Linked DNA regions of Homo sapiens: regions 2 and 3 are each linked to region 1. Evidence: chromatin loops called from intact Hi-C (ENCODE). Cell type or tissue: heart right ventricle. All regions are shown on one strand.

Region 1 (2,500 bases):
TCACCACACCCTCCTCTAGCTGGAACAGCATCTCTGGCTCCCAGGCACTGTTCTGCTTTAAAACTTCATCAGGCAAGAGCAGCCAAGGTGAGAATCCCTGCTTATAGCCATCTCTCACTAGCTGTGTACCTCAAGCCACTGTCTTTCCGCTGCTGAGCCTCAGTCTCCTCATCTGAAAAACGAGGTGAAGATTCTTTTAAGTTCAGGGGTACAAGTGCAGGTTTGTTACATGGGTAAACTTGTGTCATGGAGGTGTGTTGTACAGATTATTTCATCATCCAGGTATTAAGTCTAGTAATGGGGTGAAGATTCTAATGACCTCATGGAACTGTTGTGAAGTGTAAGTGGGATGATACAGGATCCCATGGGCTGGGCATAGCCCGTGACAGATGTGAGCAGGTCAGCCTGGGTTTTCCAGTCACTCTAAGCACCACCAGGCTGCTAGCCACATTCGGTGAGGAACCCTAAGCCAATACGTGCAGCAGAGGCCAGCCGATGACCTGACAGGGGATAAGTCCCACCTTCTGGGCAACTTTTACGAGTCTTCTGTGTAAGTACTGTGTGCTAACCGATTGCGCTGCTGGAGCTGCAGCCTTATGAGTTTTCTAAATCACAAGAAGTTCATCACCTAGTGGGGCTTTTTTATCTGCCTTTCCTCACTGCTTAAAGACCAAGCCCACATCTTTCCTTCTCCTGTCTGCTGTCGGAGCATAAGTGTGTGCCACACGTGACCAGGTGTGGCAGAGTCAGAGCAGGGGGTGGCTTCTGTGGAAGTAGGAGTGAAAGTGTGGAAACAAGTGAGTGCGTGTGTTGACAGGCATCTGCATTTGTGTTAGTTGTGCTTACTCAGAGGTCCACAGGCTTGTGGCAGATTTCAGAAGCTGGTCCTTCTTCAGCAGCTCTCTCGGAGGCACACCTCCCTGATCTGCATCTATGCGGAGTTACCCAGCACAAGGACACCAGGGTCGCTGTGTCACCACCAGAGGCACAGGTAGGGGGATAAGATTGGATGGTGGGGGAAAGGCCTGGGCCTTATCCGCCAGCCCTGCCACTGGCCTCCAGGACTTAGCCTCGGTTTCTCAAACTGTGTCAGGGACGAGTAAATGGGATGAGCAGCCCTTGGCAAGGAGTGGGCGCTAGGAAATCATCAGTGAAGGAGGGAGTGAATGAATGCAGGCCTGTGTGGCGACTGCTTCAGCATGGCAGACAAGGTGACGTATCAGAGCCTTGAGGGTGGGAGCTCCCCAGGTTGGGAAGGGACAGACACGTGGGCCAATCCTCTGGACAGGAATAGAGAACGAGGAGGAAACAAGCGCAGAAGCTGGAGCGGGTGGAGAAGAGCAGGGGAGACGGTTCGCAGCAGGAGAAAAGAAGCGAGGAGTCACAGGGAGGGGCCTCCTGGACACCGCTCCCAAAGCCACGCGAAAGTGGAAGCGCGGGGCCTCGGGATGCCCATCCAGCCGGCTGCCCGCGCGCTGGCCGGGGTTCCAGGACTCCTTCCTGCTCCGCCGGGCTCTGCAGCGCCGCCTGGTGGACACGCGGCGCTCCGCCCGGGCTCCAGCCGCCAGCCGGCGCGCCGGGGATCCCGCGGCTGTTCGGGAAAAAGCTGGAGAGAGTCGGGGGGCGCGCCTTGGGGAGGGGCATTTGTCCCTCCGAGGAGGCTCGCACCTCGGCCTGGACACGCAGCAGATACTGGCACCCACCCTTCACTTACCGCGCGCCCGGGGTGACTCGGATCCGTCCAACACGTCGGGGAATCCTTTCTGTCCTCACCCCCGGGCGCCCCAGCGCCGGAACGCTGCTGCCTCTGTGTAGCTGCTCCCGGAAGGAGTTTCATCAAACTTTTAAGGGGCTTTGGTTTTGGGTTGTGTTGATAAAATACCAAGAAGGGGCATGAAGGCACGAACGTCCCGGGTTCGTCTCCCTGCTGGTCCCAAGCCTGAATCCCAGGGCGGGGGAATGTCTAGGTCCTTCCGGGCCGGCAAGGTGTGGTCGCTCAGGGACCCCTGTCCGAAGACGCTAGGGAAAAGAGGCACAGCCTGTGGGTCGCAGTGGCCAGGAGCGCGTGGCCGCTGCTGGTGAGAGAGTGGTAGACGCCTGGCTTTCAGGTCCTGAGCTGCGGGCACCGGAGCGTGGGACCCCGGCTGCAGCACCGCCACGCGCTCCCGCCCTCCCACCTGCAGGGCGGGGGATGTCTGTCCAAGAGGCCGGGGCGACAAGCCCGCCGGCCAGGATTCTCAAGGAACCAGGCCCAGCTCAGCCTCTCTCGGCGGGACCAGAGTGGGACCGGGGCCGCGGCGTCCGAAGACGCTGCGGGCCAGGGGTCCTCCTCGGCGCCAGCTCCGTTTCCTGGGGTCTCGCGACGTCCGGACATCAGGGTCGGGGGTGTGGAGACGGCGGCGGAGCCAGAGTCCCCACCAAGTCAGTTCCAGGAGGCGGCCCGCGCGCTTCCCGCAGTGTCCGGGAGGTCGCTGGGGGTGGCTTTGCGTGCAACCCGGGT
Region 2 (2,500 bases), 280 kb after region 1:
CCTTGCTCAGTGCCTCTATGGGACTGGATCTGTACTGAGACTCCCAGGAGACCTGGACCCTGTCCTCTGGTGGCTCCTAGTCTTGGGCTAAACGTGGATATAAACCTATGTATTCTCTGAGGACATTTTGACTCTCAATTCTGTGTTCAGGAATGATAAATTGCTGAGCAGAAATGTGAAGCCAGCTCACAAAAGGGTAACAAATTGGGTGTAGAATATTTTTTCTCTGCACTCTGACCTTTTGTGTCTAGGGATGCGACTAGGGGCTGAGACCTCAGTTGGACAGATAGTCAATATTCTTGCTTTATTCTCATTTCTCACCCTTTATATAGCCCTTCTTTATAACTTCCCATCTTTTCTCTCTCAAACCATTCTCTGACTTCCTATTTGTATTGTGTTCCCATTTATTTTCTCTTTTCCTCCTTTCTTAGCATCCTGCCTGACACATAGTAGGAATGTAACAAATGTTTGAAGTAATGAACCAAAGGAACTGTTGCCTTCCTTGAAGATGATGAAAAGTCTGGGGATAAAGCAAACAAGGAGAAACATTGTCTAAACATCTCAACTGGCTTGTATTCCAGCTTGCTGTCTTTGAGAAAATATATGGAATGTTTTAATGCTGGGACTAGTTTTTCCTTGGATAGATATTTAAAAAATTTCTGCTTGTGCGTGTGTGTGCAACTAGTAATATAAGTTTTAAAGAAGATATTATACCAAGACATTTATTTCATTTGATTAAGCCATTAGAAAAGATTAGAGGTGTCTTTAGTTCTGGGGAGATAAGTTTAACAGGGAGCAGATTTTAGGAACATCTGGGCAACCCGCACAACACCTTTCTGTTCCCTTATCTTTAAATGCAGTTGTTATTTATATATATATAACAGATAAGAGTGATAAGGTAGAAAGAGCATGTTTGAAAGCTCCAATTTCTTATATCTCATCCAGGTTTCTTCTTATGGCTTCCTTCAGATATATAAATATATGGAGAACCTAGAGTTCCATTTTTCTTTTTTTTTCCTTAGAAGAGAATATTATCGCTCTCTAACTAAGTGTTATCACCCGGTGATTGAATGTTACTGTTTGAGCCTTCTGCCTTGAATAATGCGATCCTTAAAGAGGCCACCGCTTCAGATAATTGTCCCTTTCTGTTCACTTAGAAGTACTTGCAGTATTGAGGTTACTGCTCAAATGAGGGCACTTTTCTGATAAGCGAGCAGGGAGTTTTGGGAGTCAGGATTTCCTTGACTCCTTGCCTTTGCTTTTATTAATTCTGCAGAGTAGCAGAATTGTTGGGTGCTGGGGCTCAGTGGTTGGAATCTGTATGCTAAGGCATCCAGTTTCTGTAGGGGATCAGCTGGAGGGGTTTTGGGGGACAGCAGAAGGACAGTAGGAGCTGAGAGCCATGTCTGACATATGTAAGTTTCGTTGTGGTTTCAATCAGATGACCACCTGATAATGACAACAGTGACATATTCTTTTTCTAAGGGAAAGGACAGCCTTTTGCAGCAGCCTTTTCATTTCCACGTAATTGTGAAGAATAAATCAATGTTGGTTGGGTTGCAGGTCTGTGTATTGATCAGAGTTTTCAATCCTTGAAAATGCTGGTGGGATCATGTCTTCTTCTTGTTGAATTCAGTATAGTAAAATTCAGAGGGAGTTATAGAATTCAAATACAGTCTATTATTTATGGGCATGGCTGATACAAAGGAAAGCAAAACATTTTACTTACAGCAAATACATACTCAACACTGGGAGTGGTATTGTGTGAGCAGGATCTTAATTGTACATTTACTAATTGCTCTTCTCTGTTGTGAGGTGTTGCTAGCAGATCTAAAAGAATCTTATGGTATGTTTTCTTCAAAAGTCCTTTCCTAGAAGAAGCTGAAACCTTGATCAGTTATATTCTATACTAATGGAGATTCCCATGAGCAAGTGGGCAGGATGGACCTGAGACTTGACACAAGTTTGACTCTGAAAGAAAATGTTAAACTATGAAAAGCAGTCCTGTGGACTAGGATACATATGTAACCTTAATAGCTGATAAGAGTCTTACAGATTTAATTTCCAGAGGCAGCATGGGGTGATTATACGAAGCTAGGTCTTTTTTGTGGATTTATGCCATTCCTGTCACTAACTACCTGTACCCCTGGACAAGTTATATGTTCTTCTTGGGCTGCAGTAGACCTGATTATAAAATGAAAAGGTCGCACCAGAAATCTATTGTTCAACTTTTTTTTTTTTGTTTGTTTGAAAAACTATCTTTACCAGTTGATTTTTACAGTTGGTCTTGTTCTAGATCTGTTTCTCTTTGTAGGACAGGCGTATCTGCTTCATTTTGTATAAGCCTCCTTGGATTAGAGCCTTTTGAAATCTGATCTATTCCGCAAGGTCCAGTGTTTCTTCTGCCCACTTTAGTTTGGAACTCTAATTCTCAATGTATGGCCTGCAGTTCACACTGGCCAACTGTGGTCTCCCTGCTGGATTGGATAGTGATACAGAG
Region 3 (2,500 bases), 650 kb after region 1:
AGGAAATTATAAGTCACTTTTTCCTCTAGAAATGCAGTTTCTTTAAGATCTGGGTTTAAATCCAGACTCTATCATGTACTAGCTGTGTGACCGTTAACCCGTTTCCTTAATTGTTATTTCAGCATGATAAATTTCTGACATATGTGAATAAAAATGAGGTATGTCATTATGCTGTATATTTAGTATTCAAAAACCCAGTATTAGGATTAGCTGTGGTTAAAATCATCCCAGTGGTTATGGAGGTTGCCCTTTAACCCGCAGCTGAGCCCAGAGGGAGGGATGTGTCCATTCTCACCTGGGACAGCTTTGGACCCGCACAACTGGACACAGGCTAGGAGGCTTCCCTCCTCCCTCATGCTCCAAACTTTCAAGGCAAGATGCTGCTTTGATCTTGGGCCCTCTGCAGAAAATCTCCTTTGGCAAGCCTCCCCATGACAGCTGGGCTCTGCAATGGCAACTTTCTGCAGACAACACTGAAAAAAAATCTCAACGCTAAGTACCCCGGAGAAGACTTGATAAGGGAAACCAGGTGTGTGCCGGGAACCCAGCTGGAGAGAGTTGAAACTGTGCCAGGTAGCTACACATTTTTAAAAAAGGTACCCTTAGGAGAATCCCTGAAATGATCCCCACTGCAGTGGTCTTGATTAGCCAGGGACACCAGGTTTCTTCCACAGATTGCCTGTGGTCAATTTTCTATGCATCTTGACAAAAAAGAAATGTGAGAAGTTCTATGTTGGATCTCAAAACCAGCCAACATAAGGCTGTGTTTGTCCTTGCTGACCCAGGAGACAAAGAAACCAATTAAAACTTCTCATGTTTTATCCTCTGGTGGTGCTATCAGCATAAAGGCGAAGGACTGGTCTAGAGCATGCATGCAGGGAGGAGGTGCTAGTGCTTCCTGCCTGGTGTGGATTTGGGGGAGACCACCTGACTCAGCCAAAAGTATCATTTATAGTAGGTAGTTGAAAGGCTTAGGAAGATGGAGCTTCTGCCATACAAAATACCCAAAAGCAGGCAGGCTCTTAGAAATCTCTTTGATTCATTGGCAAAGGATGGCTGAAGCTTCTTGGAACCTGCAGACCCCTTGCCCAGGAAAGTCCCATGATCAGAGCATTCAAATGATCCACTTCTTTGTGGCCAGGGACAGATCCAGGTTTGGGGAGTGTGAAACCTCTGTAATTTGAGGGAGCCCTCTTAAATACTATATAATCAGGAATGCAAAATTAGGTATGAAATGAATGTTTATTTGGAATAGAACTGTATCAAAGGAAATTTTAAAATTTTAAGTTGATAAATTTCACAAATGTCAAAATACCTAGAAAAGTATCAATCTTTATTGAAGATATGCCTCTAGAGAAACTTTTTTCCTGCAAATTTCTCATAGTTTCATTATTTGGTGAAATTTTGTAATTTTTTTCTAGAGAGAATAGATAATTCCCTCTTTTAGCATGGTTGATCGAAAATTGATTTTTTAAAATAGTTTAGAAATGTTTCTTTCAGTTTCACCATTTGTTATTGGTAGTTTCACCACTAAATTATTGGTAAAACTTTTAGGATTATTACATTTTGGAGAAACTCTTACACATTTCTTTCATATATGATAGGAGCTGTATAAGATTTCAGGACATTTTGGCCGGGCACAGTGGCTCACACCTGTAATCCCAGAACTTTGGGAGGCCGAGGCAGGTGGATCTCCTGAGATTAGGAGTTCGAGACGAACCCAGGAGGCAGAGGTTGCAGTGAGCCGAGATCACGCCATTGCACTCCAGCCTGGGCGACAGAGTGAGACTCTGTCTCAAAAAAAAAGATTTCAGGACATTTTAAGTTGTGTGTGTGTTGATGTGTAGGCATGTATACATACACTTAACAACTGAATCTTAAATGTTCTTTGAATTGATGAATGAGTTTGTTAATCATTTTGCCATCAGTTTTATGTTGGTCCCTGCATATTTGTGTTAATATGGTGGATAGTAAGAGTATTACTGGAAGCCATTCCTACTGATACTGTTGGAAGAATTTAACTAGACACAGAAGTGACTGCAAATTATACAAATATTCCCCCACTGAATCATAATTAAATGTTACTCCTACACAATGTACCCTTAGGTGGGGATTCCCATAGACATTCCCATTGTTACTCAGCTGAAGGGAAAATGTGGTAGAAGTCCTAGTGGAGCGAGACAGTGATCTCCACAGATTATAGTGTAAATTACCTACTTTTTCAAATTAAAAAAAAAAAAAATCACATGATCATGTGACTCTATTACCAGGGTCTTTCCCAGGGCCTTGGAAGGGGCCTATGCAAACAAGAAACCCTTGACGCATGAGCTTTATTAGCTCCATGGTAGATCTACAAGTGAAGGTTCACTCAACTTAATCTAGGCCTACTTCCCCGAACATGGTGGCCAGCTAGGCTTCCTTCACTCGTCATTAAATGTTGAGAAATGACTGGCATTTCAATCCAACTCAGTTTCCCAATATTTCCTCAACTTAAAAGCCT

Evidence for each region. A loop is a pair of places that touch in the nucleus more often than their neighbours do. Peaks named below come from ENCODE experiments on the same cell type or tissue, not always from the same donor. Only the 100,000 strongest peaks of a DNase experiment are listed, where the experiment ranks them.
Region 2: a loop joins it to region 1, with 2.5 times the contacts of the local background. A loop is called at or near these places in 14 of 110 quality-filtered maps.
Region 3: a loop joins it to region 1, with 6 times the contacts of the local background. A loop is called at or near these places in 99 of 110 quality-filtered maps.

What each region holds. Positions count from the first base shown.
Region 1 is chr10:75,393,965-75,396,464 of GRCh38, forward strand. It overlaps LOC124902461, which reads left to right. Exons shown (of 1, transcript XM_047426122.1): 1 at 1-2,500. The coding sequence starts at 2,192. It also overlaps a transcript of ZNF503 not described here. Among named protein-coding and RNA genes, the nearest start is that of ZNF503-AS2, 6.3 kb to the right of the region's middle. In heart right ventricle, CTCF peaks have their summits at 1,533 (motif pointing left) and 1,733; no DNase peak of the experiment used is centred here; H3K4me3 peaks cover 1,397 bases; H3K27ac peaks cover 1,047 bases; H3K27me3 peaks cover 1,048 bases.
Region 2 is chr10:75,673,479-75,675,978 of GRCh38, forward strand. The region is part of intron 2 of LRMDA (leucine rich melanocyte differentiation associated); the gene reads left to right. Among named protein-coding and RNA genes, the nearest start is that of MIR606, 120 kb to the left of the region's middle. In heart right ventricle, no CTCF peak of the experiment used is centred here; no DNase peak of the experiment used is centred here.
Region 3 is chr10:76,041,325-76,043,824 of GRCh38, forward strand. All of the region lies in intron 3 of LRMDA (leucine rich melanocyte differentiation associated), which reads left to right. Among named protein-coding and RNA genes, the nearest start is that of MIR606, 490 kb to the left of the region's middle. In heart right ventricle, no CTCF peak of the experiment used is centred here; no DNase peak of the experiment used is centred here.